Regions from separate parts of the Homo sapiens genome. Here all the other regions are linked to region 2. The links are chromatin contacts, found by Hi-C or POLR2A ChIA-PET in ENCODE. All regions are on one chromosome and are shown on one strand. Each heading gives the region's core, a stretch centred on a gene start or an enhancer-like site at or near the end of the contact. The rest is flanking DNA. Distances are from core to core; before and after follow the strand shown. Region 1 holds the start of SAP30BP (SAP30 binding protein). Region 2 holds the start of FBF1 (Fas binding factor 1). Region 3 overlaps LOC105371896 (a long non-coding RNA gene). Region 4 overlaps UBE2O (ubiquitin conjugating enzyme E2 O). Region 5 holds the start of MYO15B (myosin XVB). Region 6 holds the start of SPHK1 (sphingosine kinase 1).

Region 1 (2,700 bases), core at 54-2,553, 270 kb after region 2:
GGGAGATTTACCTACCGACTGTCTACTGTTCTCATCTTCTTCTTCTTCATAACCATCTTCATCACCCCCTAGACGAGAAAAGTCATCCTCCCCATAGGCATCAGATACCAATCCGCCTTTCTCCTCTGAAAGGTTAAAAAACAAACAAACAAACAAAAAGCAAGAAAAAAAAAACAAGAGTTACAATGTAAGAAAAAATGTCCAGAGATTTGAGTGGCCAAGACTATCTCTGAAGATACAAAGGGAACCTAAATCTCATGTTAAGTTACAATAGGCCCAGATTCGGCTCTCTGAGAAGGCCAGCATTTACTGAATAAAATCATTAAAAGGTCAGGGAACAAAACCGAGTACTAAATTCTGTTTCTAATGCTATAAACACTAGATAAACACTAAAGTGTTTATAGGAAACCATCAGAGAACTTTCTGACTGGAAGAGACCACACAAAATCACAAAACATGGAAGTACCTAACCTAATCCAATCCCCTTCACTTTCCAGATGAGGAAGCTAAGGTCCTGATATGTTGTTAGGTAACTTGTTCTTTATTCTCCCAAAGGAATCTGTTTCCATTATCTAACATTGTGCTTCTCAACCTGAGGAGGAGAACATCACCGTTAGGCTTTAAAAACTCACAAAATAAGAAAAATCACCTGGGATCCTTAAAAAGTTCACAAATGCCCACATCCTACCCCAGTTCTACCGAATTAGGTTCTCTCACTTTGGGCATCAGATACGTTTGTTTTTAAAAGCTCCAAGATGTGTTTAGGGCACATTCCTAACTAAAAGTTATAAAGTTAACGAACACAATCTTTACCATCTTCCACGTATGTTTTACTTATCGCTCTCCCTCATCAAACAACGAGCCCAGGGGAAACAGGCAGTGGCTGAGCAGCCGCTCCCTCTTCGTCCATCCCTCTGTCTATCACTATAGCCGGCACGGAGTCTTTCAGTAAGTTTAGGCAAATTAATCGAAATAACGGGAAGGAGATTCTTCATTCTTAGTCCACAGTCTCTAATGCTCTATCTCACCCCGGACCCTGGACCATTCTTCGGGGTCCGGTGCTTGGAGCACAATGACCATCTTGTTCCCTCCCGCCCAGCGAGGGTACAGCATTCCGGGCAGACACCCGATTCCCCCTTCCAGCTTCGCACTTGGGCCTTACCAGCCGCGCTGCCCACCGCCTCGATTCCAGCCTCGCCATCAGACTCGGGCTCTGAATCTTCCGCGTAAACTGCGAGAGACGACAGAACATTCTTCTTCCCCGCCATCTTATTCCCACAGCCCGGGCGTGGCTCACTCCTATGACTCAAGACGCCGACTTCCGGGCGGAAAGGCAGGTTCTTTCGGATCCCAGGAGACCCCCGCGCCACACTGGAAACCAATCAAAACGGCAGTTTCCTGCGCCTGGCTCCGCCCTCATGCCAGCGCTCGCGCTACGTCATCACTGCGCGACGGATATAAGATTGCGTGGGTTCTGCCTAAAGCTGAATTCCCAGCGCTTTGGCTTCTCTGAGTTGGGGTTGTGTATAGGGGTCTTCGAACAGTTCCGGAACCAGCCAGCAGCCTTTAATTCTTGGGCGGACCACGGCCGGTTCTGATATCTTAGGGTGAAGAGAGGGAGGTGTCGGCCAGCCAAGAGAGAAAATTGCGGATCTTGGGCTCAGGAAGACGGGAGAAGGGGTTCGGGGTCCCGGGGTGGAAGAACGGTCGTCGTGGTTGCGCTTATAGAAGTAGGAGCAGGTGGTGGATCTTAGGAAAACGGTTCCCCGTTCTCCAAGCTGTTCTGAAGACATTTATGTTTCTTCTCTTGATCTGATTTCTAGCTCTGTGCTATACCGTGGCCTGGAATAGTTCAATGTTTTCATTTTCATTGAGCGTAAAAGTGGAGATGTTAATTACTGAGGAATGTATTGCTTGAGGCAGTTCACCTTCAGCTTTATTACTTAAAAATAATACATTATTTAAGTGTAATATAGCAAATTGTTACAGAAAAATAATCTGTATTTTTAATGCAAAACAGAGGGTTCTCGTGGCAACCTTTTACTACCTTTGCCTTAACCTTTGGCCACTGTTCTTGGCTAAGATGAGCAGCCACCATACCACCTTTCCTTTTGACCCTGAGCGGCGAGTCCGGAGTACGCTGAAGAAGGTCTTTGGGTTTGACTCTTTTAAGACGCCTTTACAGGAGAGTGCGACCATGGCTGTAGTAAAAGGTAACATTACCAAGCTACCTTCCTTTAAATTTATGCTGGCTATACCATAACGCTGCGGCAGAACACCCTCCTCCTCACCCTTCGTACTGCCTCACCTTTGGTCCATAACTGGATTTGGAAATCTTTAGAGTTGTCAAAGCTTGTAGTTTCGTTTATTTGTTTTAATTAGAGATGGGGTCTTGGCATGTTGCTCAGGCTGGTCTCCAAATCCTGGGCTCAGGCAATCCTCCCACCTCGGCCTCCCAAGGTGCTGGGATTACAAGCATGAGCCACCACGCCCGGCCCAAAGCTTGTAGTTTTAGTGGCAGAACCACCCAGCTGGTCTATATTTCATAGCTAGATTTACACATGGTCTTTGAAAACACTTCAGATTCTCATTATTGTTCGTTTGTACACACAAACGAACAGCAACAGTGAGGGTGGTAGGAATAACTTAACTCGGTCACTGGCCTCCTAGGTAATTCCCTTGTTGCAGGTTGAGTGGCCT
Region 2 (2,700 bases), core at 123-2,622:
CTTTCACCCAGGGTAGAGTGCAGTGGCGAAATCTTGGCTCACTGCAACCTCTGCCTCCCGGGTTCAAGCAATTCTCTGCCTCAGCCTCCTGAGAAGCTGGGATTACAGCGCCTGCCACCATGCCTGTCTAGTTTTTTTGTATTTTTAGTAGAGACAGGGGTTTCACCAAGTTGGCCAGGCTGGTCTTGAACTCCTGACCTCGTGATCCACCCACCTCGGCCTCCCAAAGTGCTGGGATTACAGGCGTGAGCCACCGTGCCGGGCCAGTGTTTTTAACTGTCCACACTTACTAAATTTTCCAGTACTTCTTCCTATGGTTCATGATAGTAAACACAGAAACATATAAGGAACATTATTAGAGTTACCAGATGTTAGCTGTTGCATATGTGCACATTCCTAGATTCAAGGGTGTTTTTGCCTTAAATTTAAGTGGGTCATTGGTTGTCTTGGGAAGATCATGGAAAATTCGGGATTTTTTAGAATTCTGAACCAAAATATGTTTTGAGTGTTTCTTAGTAAATGTGTGATCTTCCACCTTCCACATTCAGACTGCGGACTACACTTCATAAATGCCTTTTTATTTCCAGTTATGGATTCAACTAAATGACTGCCTTGGGAGCACATAATTACTTTGCTACCTTTTTCCCCCTTTGCTGTTGTGGCTCGAGTTTGGTTCTCACCTGAGAAGATGCATTGAGCATATGTTGTTACCCAGCCCTGGCTTAATGGTGTCCTGTGGGGTAGGGGTGGGAGGACGAGGGGCACGGGGCCAGAGCATGTGAATGGATCATGGTTGGACAGCTGTGACCTGCCAGCACTGCGGGTAAGCAAAACTACAAACCGTTCTTTCCTCTGTGACATTGAATAAACCTTAATAAAATTCATAATTAGCACATACTAGAAAAAATGTGACTTAATCTTTTTGTGGGGCGACAGTATTGGGTTTCATTCTGGCTATACAGCTTTGATTGGATCATTAAACAGGTCAGTCACTTCCCTCAAGCTTTGGGGTGTGGAATAAACACCGGTGAATTTGTGGATTCACCCGTCAACCTCCCAATATCAACACATTTCTCACGCCTCCGCGTCGGCCACGTGTCAGCCCTCAGAAGTGGGCAGGAGGAACTTTTAAGCTTCCCGGCAGTTCCCAAGAGGGCCTTTGAGCCTGGCGCCCTCTTCCCGGAGAGGCGTTGGGGCAGCTCCTAGCAACGTGCCCGCCGCCGGCAGAAGCCCGGCCCCGCCAACTGCCGCGCGCGGCTCCCTGGGAGCTGTAGTTCTTCATGGCGTCCCCACCTCCTCTGTGAGGGCGGGTGAGTCGACCGCCGACTGCGACTCCCAGGATGCCTCGCGCCCGCCTTTCCGCGGGAGGCCAGACGGCTGAGGGTGCCGGCAGCGGCTGGAAGCGGGAGGCCAGTCCTGGCCGGGCTGGGCGACCCGAATGGAGCCAGGGCCGGCGCTGGTCCCAGCGGCCGCACCTCCGGGGGCACGGCGCGTAACAGGAGGCTTCCGGGGCTGAGAGCGTTACAGGCTGCGCTCCGGGGCCAGATAGGCCGGGCGCTCAGAAGGGTGACGCATTGAGGGGCGCGGAGTCTCGGGACGGAGGGGCGACTCCGGCTAGGGGTCTTGCTTAGGGGTGGTCTCGGGATCTGTAAAACGCCTGGCATGGAGTCGGCTGAATACATGTGGGGACGGGGTTACTCTGTAGCCCTTTGGCCTTGGCAAACCAAGCCTAGAAAATCCCCATAGTCTGAGAAGCCCGTACAGGATCGATAGGAGATGCCAGAAGTTCCTTGATGTGTTATGGGACACATTTGGACTTGTAGGTCGTGAAGTCGCCATTGCAGAGAAAAAGAAACAAGGCCGGGCACGGTGGCTCACGCCTGTAATCCCGACACTTTGGGAGGCCAAGGCGGGAGGATCACTTGAGGCCAGGCGTCTGGGACGACCCTGGGCAACATAGGGAGACCCCCGTCTCTACAAAAAAAATTTTAAAATTTGCCGCACATGGTGGCGTGTGCCTGTGGTCCCAGCTGCTAGGGAGGCTGACATTGGAGGATCGCCTGAGCCCAAGGAGGTCGAGGCTGCAGTAAGCTATGAGAGCTGTGATCGTGCCACTGCACTCCAGCCTGGGCAACAGAGCGAGACCCTGTCTGGAAAAAAAAAAAAGAAAGAAGGCCAGGCGTGGTGGCTCACACCTGTAATCCTAGCACTTTGGGAGGCCGAGACGGGCAGATCACGAGGTCAGGAGTTCGAGACCTCCTGGCCAACAGTGAAACCCCGTCTCTACTAAAAATACAAAAATTAACCGGGCATGGTGGCATGTGCCTGTATTCCCAGCTACTCGGGAGGCTGAGGCAGGAGATTCGCTTGAACCCGGGAGGCTGAGGTTGTGGTGAGCCAAGATCGCACCACTGCACTCCATCCTGGGCAACAGAGCAAGACTCCGTCTAAAAAAAGAAAAAAAAGAAAACACATGTATTCAGGGTGGGCTCTGTAGGTAAGCCCAGATAACCCTTGCATTCCAATAACAGGACAGGCCAATACTTGGGACATAAAGAGGACCCCTCTGACTCCTTTCTTCCAGGACATCCTGTAGGTGGGTTTTGGTAAAGTGGAGGAGGGGGAGGGAGACAGCTAATTCCGAGGAAAATGTTCTCAATGGGTCAGATTTACTGCCTATGTAAAGGGAAATATTTCCAC
Region 3 (2,700 bases), core at 134-2,633, 310 kb before region 2:
AAACCAGAGAGGAAGCTAATGAAATTACCAGACCTCTTTTCATACACAGATTTCATCTTGGAATATAAAAGATAACAGGGGCCAGGCACAGTGGCTCACTCATGTAATCCCAGCACTTCGGGAGGCCGAGGCAGGTGGATCACCTGAGGCTAGGAGTTTAAGCCTGGCCTGGCCAACATGGTGAAACCCCGTCTCTACTAAAAATACAAAAAGTTAGCTGGGCGTGGTGGCGCATGCCTACAATCCTAGCTAGCTACTTGGGAGGCTGAGGCATGAGTATCTCTTGAATCAGGGAGGCGGAGGTTGCAGTGAACCAAGATCGTGCCACTTTACTCCAGCCTGGGCGACAGAATGAGACTCTGTCTCAACAACAACAACAACAAAAAATAAATATGTTTATTATATTTATTATATTTATATCTTTATAAACAAAGATATTTATTATATATTATTATTATAAAAAATAATAATAAAATAAAAGATAACAGGGCCAGGCGTGGTGGCTCACGCCTGTAATCCAAGCACATTGGGAGGCCGAGGCAGGTGGATCACTTGAGGTCAGGAGTTCAAGACCAGCCCCGCTAACATGGTGAAACCTCGTCTCTGCTAAAAATACAGAAATTAGCTGGGCATGGTGGCGTGCGCCTGTAGTCCCAGCTACTCAGGAGGCTGAGGCAGGAGAATCGCTTGAACCTGGGAGGTGGAGGTTGCAGTGAGCCGAGATCAGGCCAGTGCACTCTAGCCTGGGTGACAGAGAGACTCCATCTTAAAAAAAAAAAAAAAGATAACAGGATACGGCTAACAATGTAATAAATATATACCTCATGGTGCGTAAAAAAGACCTAAGGCTTCCAATAGCTTACTGTGAGAACCATAACAGTGAGTGGTATTTCTGTTTATTACTTTGTCAGGATCAACACACAGTCTTTGAAATACCCTAATAGGATAGTAGTTATCACATAAATAAACAAGCAATTTGCTCAGAAATAAATGTGTCATTGTAAACAAATTGCTTGTCTGTAGTGGACTTTGGCTGGCACTCAGACTTTAGCTGGACACACTATTAGCATGCATACGGCACTTTTAACCTACTTGCTAAGAATCTGATCTCCTAACCCTCAGTGGCCTCTCATTTCTCTTTTCTCAGCAGCCCTTTGGTTCCTGTGCCTGGGAGGAGTTAGGTGACTGGTTGATCAGTTCAGTTCTGCAGCCCTGACCTCAGCTCCAGTTTCAGAAGAGCAGAGGGAGGGTGCAGGGAGTCTCCAGCTGAGAGGAGCTCAGTGGTTTTCTGATTCTGACTTGAGCACAGTTACAGACAACTTTCCTGTGAGTGCAGTTGATTGCATGCTCACACTGATATTGCAACAGCTGAACACGTGTGTGCACTTGTGTTGAGCTTCAGAGCTCAACCTCAAGTCGGCTTGTCCTCTTATGACAGCTGTAGGAGATGGCTCACCAAGGAGAGACAGAGAGAGATAAAACCAGCATAGCACCAGCTTCCCATATCAAGACCCAGTGCACAGGGAGCCAGGGATCCCTGGGTTCTGAGCTATGGCTACCACTTGTATGGTCTTGGGCAAGCCCCTTACCCTGTAGAGGTTGCAGCTGCCTCATCTGTCAGGGGAGGGGCTGTACCTTTGAGATTCCTTCCAAATCTGACCATCTAGCCAGGACAGGCATTTTCAAGAAACCCTGTTTGTTATTTTCTTCTTTTGATCTAAGTAACCGCAGGTGAGTATTTGTTTTGTTAAAGAAAGGTTTGGGGCTGTCACCACGCTGCCGCTTCCACATTCTACCTTTTCTAGGTAGCAAGAGGCAGACGCTGGGCTTTGTGCCTATTTGGTCTGGTCTGTTTCTCCAAGAAGGGCAGCTGGAGTCGATGCTGGGCTGAAATGTTCTTTTTTTTCCTTTTTTCGAGACAGGGTCTTGCTCTGTCACCCAGGCTGGAGTGCAGTGGCGCCATCTCTGCTCACTGCAACCTCCACCTCCCGGGTTCAAGCAATTCTTTTGCCTCAGCCTCCTGAGTAGCTGGGATTACAGGCGCGCGCCATCACGCCTGGCTAATTTTTGTATTTGTAGTAGAGACAGGGTTTCACCATGTTGGGCAGGCTGGTCTTGAGCTACTGACCTCGTGATCCACCCGCGTCAGCCTCCCAGTGCTGGGATTGCAGGCATGAGCCACCGCGCCTGGCCTGCACAGCTAATTTTTAAATATTTTTTTTGTAGAGATAGGATCTCACTATGTTGCCCAGGCTGGTGCTGAACTCCTGGGCTCAGGCAATCCTCCCACCTCAGCCTCCCAAAGCACTGGGATTACAGGTGTGAGCTACCAGGCCTGCCCTGCCAAGCTGAAATGTTAGCCTCACACTTTTTTTTTTTTTTTTTTTGAGACGCAGTCTCCTTCTGTGGCCCCAGGCTGGAGTGCAGTGGCGCAATCTGGACTCGCTTCAACCTCCGCTTCACTGGTTCAAGCGATTCTCCTGCCTCAGCCTCCCGAGTAGCTGGGATTACAGGCGTGTGCCACCACGCCTGGCTAATTTTTGTATTTTTAGTAGAAACGGGGTTTCACCATGTTGGCCAGGATGGTCTCAAACTCCTGACCTCAGGTGATACATCTGCCTCGGCCTCCCAAAGTGCTGGGATTACAGGCGTGGGCCACTGCACCCAGCCCGCACATTCTTTTTACACCAACTTTAGGAT
Region 4 (2,700 bases), core at 120-2,619, 470 kb before region 2:
TCCTCCTTTCCTGGCTGCTCTCTCAGGGACCCCCAAGTGGTGGAGGCAGCCCTCCTGCCACACATGGTGCAGCCCCCCTTGCATTGGATTCTCCTGTCCTGCCGCTTCTGGCTTCTCTGGGAGCAATTGTGGCTTTTTGAAGTCTAAAATGGGAGCAGGGGATTAAGATAGGGTGGGGCAGCACAAAAAAATGCCGTATCTCAGAGTGGAGATTTGGGCACAGAGGGTTACAGGCACAGAATATTCTTTGATTTAGAAAAGTGGCACCGTCACGCCAGCATGCCTCTCCAGCCTCCTGGGGTCTTGGAGCAGAGATAAGGAGAGCCTGACCTTTCAGGGGTCTTCACCCTGCAGCTCACAGGGCCAGTGATCACAGCTGCCGACCTTGCTGAGCACCTACTCTGTACCGTGCACCATGTGCCACCTGCGGTCCGCTGCCTTGGTGACTCCACCTCAGCCATGCTGAGACAGCTGCCATCATCTCTCCTTCCACATGTCGGCAGGAGTGGTTTGCCTGACGTTCCTGTGTCTGACTCAAGAACCCTGCGTTTAAGGACTGGGCAAGTTGTCATTTGAAACAGGCTCATACCTGGATGCAGTGGCTCACGCCTGTAATCCCAGCACTTTGGGAGGCTGAGGTGGGCAGATCACGAGGTCAGGAGTTCGAGACCAGCCTGGCCAACATGGTGAAGCCCCATCTCTACTAAAAATACAAAAATTAGCCGGGCGTGGTGGCACGTGCCTGCAGTCCCACCTACTCGGGAGGCTGAGACGGGAGAATTGCTTGAACCTGGGAGGCGAAGGTTGCAGCGAGCCGAGACTGCGCCATTGCACTCCAGTTTGGGCAACACAGCGAGACTCCATCTCAAAAAAAAAAAAAAAAAAAAAAAAACAACTTGGGCTCATGAGTTCCCATGGGACTCTCTGCACTGCTGGTTGGTGGTGGGGTTCATTGCTTTTCTTTCCTTTTTTTTTTTGTGAGTCACGTTCTTCTACTAGCAGAGTTTGTTTTAGTTGTCATTGCCAGCATTTAAGTGACCTTGAGCCAGTATCTTCCTTTTTCGGCGACTCAGTTCTCCTTTCTTGGTGGTGACCTCTCAGTGCCCCCAGGTCAAGAGAGGCCACCACGGAGGAGTGTCTGGTTGGCTATTTGAGGAAACAGCTCTCCAGCCATGTGGTTTGGGGTCTCGGAGGTGGACACACACAGAGACCCATCCATGATTATGACCCAGTGAAGAACCATAGAGGAGCTGCCCCAGGTTTGAGGAACCAGCTAAAAAAGACGCAGGCTGGCCTGGTGGGAGCATCACGTGCCTGGGCTTTTGGGCGATGGAGCAGCAGGAGGCAGTGGCCGCTGCCAGCTGTGCGTAAAGAGACAATCAGGTGCTCGTGCAGTTGGCCGGGCTCCAAGAGCCAACCATCCTGAGGGTTACTTAGCAGCCTGCAGGGCTCCAAGCGCAGCAGATAAGGTGCAGGCCGCAGCTGGTCAGGAGGATAACCCAGATTAGAACATGGTGTCCGGTGATAGCCAGGCTTCAGGGTGACCCACCGCAGCCCAGTGTCCTGCTTCTCCCCCAGCCCACTCTCCCTCAGCACTGATCAGCTAGGGCAGGCACTTGCAGAGGGCAGAAAAAAGATTGAACGCAAAGCAAATGTTTTGCTCTCTGTAGAATGGGCTGTTAAATCCTTCATTAAAGTGCAGCCTTATGTGATCTGTCATTGAGCTGCACTGTTCAGTGTGAGGAAGGCTACCTCCGGCAAGCCAAGTGCCTCTGGTGGGTGAGACAGTGACCACAGGGGCCCCAGGAGGCCTGTGGGCGTGACGCGCTCTGCCTGTGGGTCTGGGTGCTGGTCGGAGGTGTGTGCGGTCTGTGAAGATACTGCTAGCCAAACGCTTAGGATTTGTGCACTTAGCAGTGTGGATGTGACGCTTTCCTTCAGAAGCTGGAAGAAAACTGTATTCTGTGGTGGCTTCAGAGTCCATTCTCTCACACCTGTATTTTCTTTTACAGCTGAAACTAGAGGACCGTTCTGTGGTGCCCCGAGATGTGGTCCGGCACATGCGATCCACCGTGAGTCCTGCGTCCCCACCCCAGCCCCGGGCCTGGGGGCAGCCACCTTAGGGACTTGAGCCTGCCCACCTCGCACTCTGCATGTGGGAGAACTGGCCAGCTCTGCAGGGGGTGCGCTGGGGTTGCCTGGGCTGGGTCTCCCCTGGTGACCAGGGCTGCTGCACCACGGGACTTGCATGTCTCCTCCCTCCCCCAGGACAGTCAGTGTGGCACGGTGATCGACGTCAACATCGACTGTGCCGTCAAGCTCATCGGCACCAACTGCATCATCTATCCCGTCAACAGCAAGGACCTGCAGCACATCTGGGTGAGCCGGCCCTGTCTTCTCATCATCCTTTCTGGGCCCTCTGGTTCTCTCGGCGGCACGACCTCTGGGCTACAGCCTCCTCCGTGCTCTTGCCAAGCACAGCCTTCCTGGGTCAGAAGGCGGAGCACAGCAGCCAGCTGGCTCCTGTAGCCTTGTTTTCGCTGCTTTCAAGTAAGCCATTTAGACATGAGGTCAGGACGTGCCCTTCCCCAACCCCAGCATAGGCTGCCAGTGTGGTTATCTTTAAGTGTTTTTCCTTTCTCCTCTAACATTTCTTTAAAAAAATAAATTATTGGAAATAGTTTATTTTTTTAATGATTT
Region 5 (2,500 bases), core at 1-2,500, 350 kb after region 2:
GGGTCCTCCGGCCCCGCTCCTGCTGCGGCTCCCGCTTCGCCCTCGCCTGCCGCCGCTGGCACCTGCCCCACCGCCTTTCCGACCTGGTGGCGCGGAGCCCGGGCCGTCGAGGCCTGCATTGTTTCTGGCTCGGCGCCCCGCTGCGCCCGGTTGTCGCTCGCGTCCTTGGCCGGCCCAGTGTCCCGAGGAGCCCGCGAGCTGTCCTCGAAGGTCCTGGAGGCCATAGCTGCCCGAGAGCCCCGTCCAGGTCCGGTCCCCAGCGGACTCGAGTCGGAGTCCCCGCCGGAATGCTCGCTGGCTCCCAGGGGCCCCGTCCCCGACGACCCTTCCCGGCCCCGGGTATCTGCGTGGGGCCAGTCGCTGTCCAGGCCGTCGCTGCTTGGCTCCAGCGCTGACTCCGGCCCGGTTTTTGTCCCTTCCGAGCCCATGTCCGTAGGCTCCGGCGTGGGCCGCAGCTCCCGGGCTGTGCCGCGCTGGCTGCCGCTCTCCTGGGCCTCGCGGGTTTCGCTGTCCGGACAGGAGCTGCCTCCGTCCCCACCCGACGTGTCCCCATTGAGGCTCCTGGGCGTCCGGCGGCCCCGCCGAGCCGAGGGCCCCTTATCTTTCCGCTTCCTCCTACGGCGGCCGCCCAGCTCTTCTCCTCCGGAGAGGCTTCCCTCCTCCAGGCGCCCCCCGCGGCCGCCCCTGGGCCCGCGTCCCTGACGCTGCGCGTTGCTTTGCCTCTCCTGGGCTTTCGGGGACAGCCCAGCCCCTGGGCGTCTGCAGCCGCCGTTCCCCTCTGCAGTGGGCTTCCTGCGGCCACCAGGGGTTCCCTGGCCCCCGGCGGTGGCAGGCTCGGCCGCCGGTTTCGCCCTGTCCGCCTGCCCGCGGTCGGAACGGCGTTCCCGGCTGGGCGCGCCATCCGCGCTGGCCGACCCCGACTCCTGCTCCCCTGAGGCCGGCCTCCCGGGCCTCTCCAGGCGCTGGGGCGCTTTGCGCTGGTTCCTGCCCATGGCTGGCCCAAAGGAGACGGGCTTCCCGACGCCCAGGTCCTTTCCCCTCCCCGGGGATTTGGCCTCCCGCGGTGACCTTCTGTGCAGTGCACCACCCGGCTCTGCTCTCGCAGGGGCTACAGGCTCTACTCCCCGAGGTGCCCGCCTTACAGGACCATCAATAATGCAGAAGGCGGCGGGTCCTGACCCCCTCGGCCAACAATGGAATAGAGGCGCCCAGGAAACAGGAGACGCTACAGCTGCGGACAGGGCAACAGTGCCGCCGGGAGGCGCTGCCAGCCAGGCCAGCCTCGCACCGCGCCAGACTGAGGGGGTCCATGCTCCACTCCCACCTCAGTGCTTGCCCAGCAAGGAAGGGCCCAGAGAACCTGTCTGGACTTCTTCCTTCTGAGGGTTCCAAGGGACTGGGGCCAGGCCCACCCTGGCACACGGCAGCACTCCATGAGTCGCTAGGGTTTTTGTTCTTTTCAATTGTGGAATAAATACAATTTACCGAAAAGTACATAAAACATAAATGTACATCTTGAACTGGTGTAAAACATGCCTGTCTACCTCCTTGGAGTTGTGGAACAGAACCACACCCCATACATTCCTGATTGCCCCAATGTGTGTGTTTTTAAAATATCTATTTTTAAAACAGGTAATACATTCACATAATTCAAACATCCAAACATTACAAGATAAAAGTCTCCCATTCCTGACCCTCAGCCTATGTACTCAGTGTTCCCCTGAGGTTACCCATTTCTGTATTTCCTTGCAAAATTTTCCAGGTTGGCCGGGCGCGGTGGCTCACGCCTGTAATCCCAGCACTCTGGGAGGCCAAGGAGGGCGGATCACGAGGTCAGGAGATGGAGACCATCCTGGCTAACATGGTGAAACCCCCGTCTCTACTAAAAAATACGATAAATTAGCCGGTCGTGGTGGGGGGCGCCTGTAGTCCCAGCTACTCGGGAGGCTGAGGCAAGAGAATGGCATGAACCCAGGAGGCAGGAGAGAATGGCATGAACCCAGGAGGCAGAGCTTGCAGTGAGCTGAGATCACACCACTGCACTCCAGCCTGGGTGACAGCATTTTGTTTGTCTCAAAAACAAAGAAACAACAACAAAAACTTTCCATGCAGAGAAAAGCAAATATTATATTTTTCCCCTTTAGCACAAGTGGTAGCTTATGTAGCTCCGGGGTCTCCACTTTGCCTTTTTCACTTAACAATGTAATCTGGTGATTTCATAATAATACCATAAAAAGCCAGCCTGCCTTCCTCCCTTCTCTCCTCCCTCTCTTCCTTGCAAATAAATGCACCATGGTTGAACCAATTCCTTATTGATGGGTTTCTACATCCAAAGTGGATCCTGGCCAAGTGAGGTGGCTCATGCCTGTAATCCCAGCATTTTGGGAGGCCGAAGTGGGTGGATCACCTGATGTCAGGAGTTCGAGATCTGCCTGGCCAACATGGTGAAACCCCATCTCTACTAAAAATACAAAAATTACCTAGGTGTGGTGGCACATGC
Region 6 (2,700 bases), core at 1-2,500, 440 kb before region 2:
CGGCCTTTGCTGGGAGACCTGGGGTGGGGACGCGGCGCCCCTGCCACCCCCTTCCTTGGCTCAGATTCGGCCGGCTTCTGGCCTCGTGAGGGATAATGTTTCTCCCGATCGTCCACAGCCCCTTTCGTCCAGCTGGGCGTTCCATCATTCCTGGCGAGGAACAGGAATCCCCCTACAGCCCTTCCCAGCAGGAACCCCACAAACCTGGATCCATAACCTCGACCCGCGGCTCCCGCTGCCAGGGGGTCCCTGGCGCTGTGGGGGCGCTGCCCGTGGCGGCGGCTCCTGCCTTCAGCTCCTTATCGGTGCTGCCCAGGCGGGCGTCGCAGGGCCGGCTGTGGGGCTCGCCTTCCCCGCCCGGAGCCGTGGCTGCAGGAGCACCGGCGTCATTCCCTGCGGCGGCTGGACCTGAGGGAGAGAAGACAGCGCTGGCGGAGTCCGGGGCCGCAGCTGCCAGAGGTGGGGAGCGCCCGACTAAATCCCGGGACCACGCGCGGGGAGCCAGGTTCCCGGGAAGTCCAGAGAGCTGAGGTCCGGTGCCTCCGAGGGCGCCCCCGCCGTGTGACTAAGCCTACAATCCCTGAGAAGGGCGCCTGCTCCGGGGCTTTCTCCCTGGGGCTTGGGGTTCGGTTCCGGCCCGACGGATGAGTCAGAGCCCCGTGGCTCCCTCCGACGGACTAGCTCCTCACCCCTCGGGGCTGCCAGGGGGAGGGGAGTCCAGCTGCGTAAAAATCCCAGAACTTGAGCGGACATTGCTGGGCACGAAGTTCTGGGAGAGGATCCCTGCCCCAGCCATCCAGGTTGCCGTGTCCCCTGCCCGGAGCTCCAGAGCGGTGGGAGCCGCGGCGCGCGCTTCTCAGGGCCCCGCTCCGTTGCGACGCGCGCGGCGCTCGTGGGAGCCGCTCCCGGGTCGCGCCAAAGCCAAGCCCGAACCGGGCCACCAGCTGCCGCCTGCTCTCGCCCAAGCGACAAGTGGCCCAGTTCCCGGGGCCCCGCGAGGGCGGGCCGCACAGGAGCCACGAGCGGCGCGAAGGCAGGGTGGGCGGCCCTACCCAGTCGGTCCGGTTTGCTGGGGAGGCGCCACCGCCGTTCCCTACAGTGGCCTGGGGCGGAACGCAGCTCGTCCCAAGCTCAGCCCACGTCTGAGGGACTGGAGCGCCCCGCTGGAGCGGACTCCCCGGCCTCGCTCCCTCCGGCCTCAAACTTTTCGCTCAACTTCGCAGCCGGCGCCGCGGAGCGGGGAGGGCACTGAGCCTCGGCGCCGGCCTGGCTCCGCCCCGCGCTCCCGGGGGTGGAACCTGAGCCCGGCGCGGCCTCGGCCTCTGCCCGCCTCCGGCCTCAGCGCGCCGCCTCCGGCACGGCCCGCGCCCACGGCCGGGCCACGAGCTGGTTCCCGCCCGGGTCCTAGGAAGCGGCAAGCGCGCCCCCGCCGCTCGTCCTAGGCGTCTGGCTAGAAGGCGGCGCCGCGACCTGGCCGGGTGAGCTGAGGCGGCAGGCCGCGAGGCGCGGAGTCCCGGGCCCGGCCGCGAGCGCAGTGTCTGGGGCGCGCGAAAGCGACCGCGCAGCGCAGACGGAGGCGCGGGCTCCGCGCGAACTCGTGTCGGAGCGAGCGCCGGGCGCGCGCGGCTCCGCTCTCCCGGGGGACCCTTGGTTTCACCTCGACGCCACGACCTCGCCCCCGCGGGTGCTGTCGGCGCCGGGATGCAGCGCCCCTTTTGCGCGCTCTGCCCTAGCCCACCCGAAATTCGAGGCCCGCACGCCACCCGGGGCGCCTCTCCAGGCCGGGGCGTCTCGCCCGCCGCCCACCAGCTTCCCTCTTTCTTCCTCCCCCGCGCTCCCACGGAGGTTATTTTTAACTTCCCGACGCTGCAGCTGGGCTACCGAGCCTGAGGCCGCCTAGCGCGCTGTCCCGGGTAGAGCAGGCGACAGGCCGGGGGCTCCGAGCCGGAGAGGAGGCTTGACAGTGTAGATGGGCCTGGGGGCCCCCGTCGGGATTGGAAAGCCAAGCATGTGGTACGTGCCCCCCGCCCCCTCTGGCTCAGCGTGAAGAAGGGGCGCCGGAAACGCGCTCAGAAGTTGTCACTTCTTTGGAGGCCAGTAGGGACGCGTTTGTCAGTGTGTTTGTGATACACTTATCGCGGCAAGCCACAGAACGTGTCCGCGAGCACCTCGAGTTAGATCCCTGGGGGGTTACGGCGGAGACGGAGGAAGAAGTTGCCAAGGCCCATTGGTGACCTGCCCAGGTAGGGCCAGAGTTAGGAGAAACCAAGCCCCTGCGGGAGGCTGCGGGGCTCGCGCGCCCCCGCCGGCCCCACCCGCCCCCACACACCTCTCTCATCGCTTCTTAAAGTCGAGAAGAGGCAGGTCCAGGAGGAGCACGCAGCCAATTAGCCGGGCGGCGCCCTGAACTCCGGCACGCCTCCGCGGTGTCTTCTCTTCCGGAGGACCCAGGCAGCTCGGCCCCGTTTCCCAACACTTGGGGGGTCAGACGGGCGGGACCCGAGAGTCCCCGGGCGGGTCGGGGGGCACTGGCTGGGACGCGGGGTCCCTGGGGCCGCAGCTCCGCGCGCGTATCGGCGGGTGCGCCTTCGCCTTGCGCGGCCCCCGGGCAGTCCCCGCTGGGTCCAGAGCGTCCCGAGCGCGTTCCGGGAAGGTGACTCAGCGACGCGCTCAGGGGTCGAAAAACTCCGAGAAACAGGA

What was found. A loop is a pair of places that touch in the nucleus more often than their neighbours do. ChIA-PET counts read pairs that join two places held with the same protein, here RNA polymerase II (POLR2A). Pooled maps may share reads with other maps.
Region 1: a map of naive thymus-derived CD4-positive, alpha-beta T cell shows a loop between it and region 2 (13-fold over the local background). The contact joins the promoter of SAP30BP here to the promoter of FBF1 in region 2. A Hi-C loop is called at or near these places in 1 of 168 maps with a recorded cell type or tissue (naive thymus-derived CD4-positive, alpha-beta T cell) and 9 of 50 pooled maps. POLR2A ChIA-PET finds 5 or more read pairs at or near these places in 2 of 52 experiments (HEK293 and WTC11).
Region 3: a loop to region 2 is called in a pooled map, with 4 times the contacts of the local background. The contact joins the enhancer-like site here to the promoter of FBF1 in region 2. A Hi-C loop is called at or near these places in 2 of 50 pooled maps. POLR2A ChIA-PET finds 5 or more read pairs at or near these places in 4 of 52 experiments (A549, Caco-2, HEK293 and 1 more).
Region 4: a map of esophagus squamous epithelium shows a loop between it and region 2 (2.8-fold over the local background). The contact joins the enhancer-like site here to the promoter of FBF1 in region 2. A Hi-C loop is called at or near these places in 1 of 168 maps with a recorded cell type or tissue (esophagus squamous epithelium) and 1 of 50 pooled maps. POLR2A ChIA-PET finds 5 or more read pairs at or near these places in 1 of 52 experiments (activated naive CD4-positive, alpha-beta T cell).
Region 5: a pooled map shows a loop between it and region 2 (8-fold over the local background). The contact joins the promoter of MYO15B here to the promoter of FBF1 in region 2. A Hi-C loop is called at or near these places in 6 of 50 pooled maps. POLR2A ChIA-PET finds 5 or more read pairs at or near these places in 4 of 52 experiments (A673, MCF 10A, WTC11 and 1 more).
Region 6: a pooled map shows a loop between it and region 2 (9-fold over the local background). The contact joins the promoter of SPHK1 here to the promoter of FBF1 in region 2. A Hi-C loop is called at or near these places in 7 of 50 pooled maps. POLR2A ChIA-PET finds 5 or more read pairs at or near these places in 3 of 52 experiments (HEK293, HEK293T and activated naive CD4-positive, alpha-beta T cell).

The regions. Positions count from the first base shown.
Region 1 is chr17:75,665,941-75,668,640 of GRCh38, reverse strand. It overlaps SAP30BP (SAP30 binding protein), which reads right to left and starts at 1,303. Exons shown (of 11, transcript NM_013260.8): 1 at 1,163-1,303; 2 at 16-125. The coding sequence starts at 1,268. It overlaps RECQL5 (RecQ like helicase 5), which reads left to right and starts at 1,487. Exons shown (of 20, transcript NM_004259.7): 1 at 1,487-1,597; 2 at 2,070-2,213. The coding sequence starts at 2,084. RefSeq lists enhancers at 1,062-1,311, 1,482-1,581, 1,163-2,362.
Region 2 is chr17:75,939,714-75,942,413 of GRCh38, reverse strand. FBF1 (Fas binding factor 1) reads left to right here and starts at 1,372. Exons shown (of 30, transcript NM_001319193.2): 1 at 1,372-1,566. It overlaps ACOX1 (acyl-CoA oxidase 1), which reads left to right. Exons shown (of 14, transcript NM_004035.7): 14 at 1-907. RefSeq lists an enhancer at 1,154-1,223 and a silencer at 1,334-1,603.
Region 3 is chr17:76,245,239-76,247,938 of GRCh38, reverse strand. All of the region lies in intron 5 of LOC105371896 (a long non-coding RNA gene), which reads left to right. Among named protein-coding and RNA genes, the nearest start is that of RNF157, 6.1 kb to the right of the region's middle. Within about 2 kb of position 1,383, at least 9 of the 41 ENCODE cell types and tissues checked have a DNase peak (open chromatin) inside an H3K27ac peak, as active enhancers do.
Region 4 is chr17:76,404,885-76,407,584 of GRCh38, reverse strand. It overlaps UBE2O (ubiquitin conjugating enzyme E2 O), which reads left to right. Exons shown (of 18, transcript NM_022066.4): 2 at 2,013-2,072; 3 at 2,269-2,379. Among named protein-coding and RNA genes, the nearest start is that of SPHK1, 22 kb to the right of the region's middle. Within about 2 kb of position 1,369, at least 12 of the 41 ENCODE cell types and tissues checked have a DNase peak (open chromatin) inside an H3K27ac peak, as active enhancers do.
Region 5 is chr17:75,586,550-75,589,049 of GRCh38, reverse strand. MYO15B (myosin XVB) reads right to left here and starts at 1,250. Exons shown (of 64, transcript NM_001395058.1): 1 at 1-1,250. The coding sequence starts at 992. RefSeq lists a silencer at 19-148 and enhancers at 1-600, 1,029-1,098, 601-1,434.
Region 6 is chr17:76,383,159-76,385,858 of GRCh38, reverse strand. It overlaps SPHK1 (sphingosine kinase 1), which reads right to left and starts at 1,250. Exons shown (of 6, transcript NM_001142601.2): 1 at 1,053-1,250; 2 at 205-408. The coding sequence starts at 214. RefSeq lists silencers at 883-1,582, 2,163-2,302, 2,323-2,612.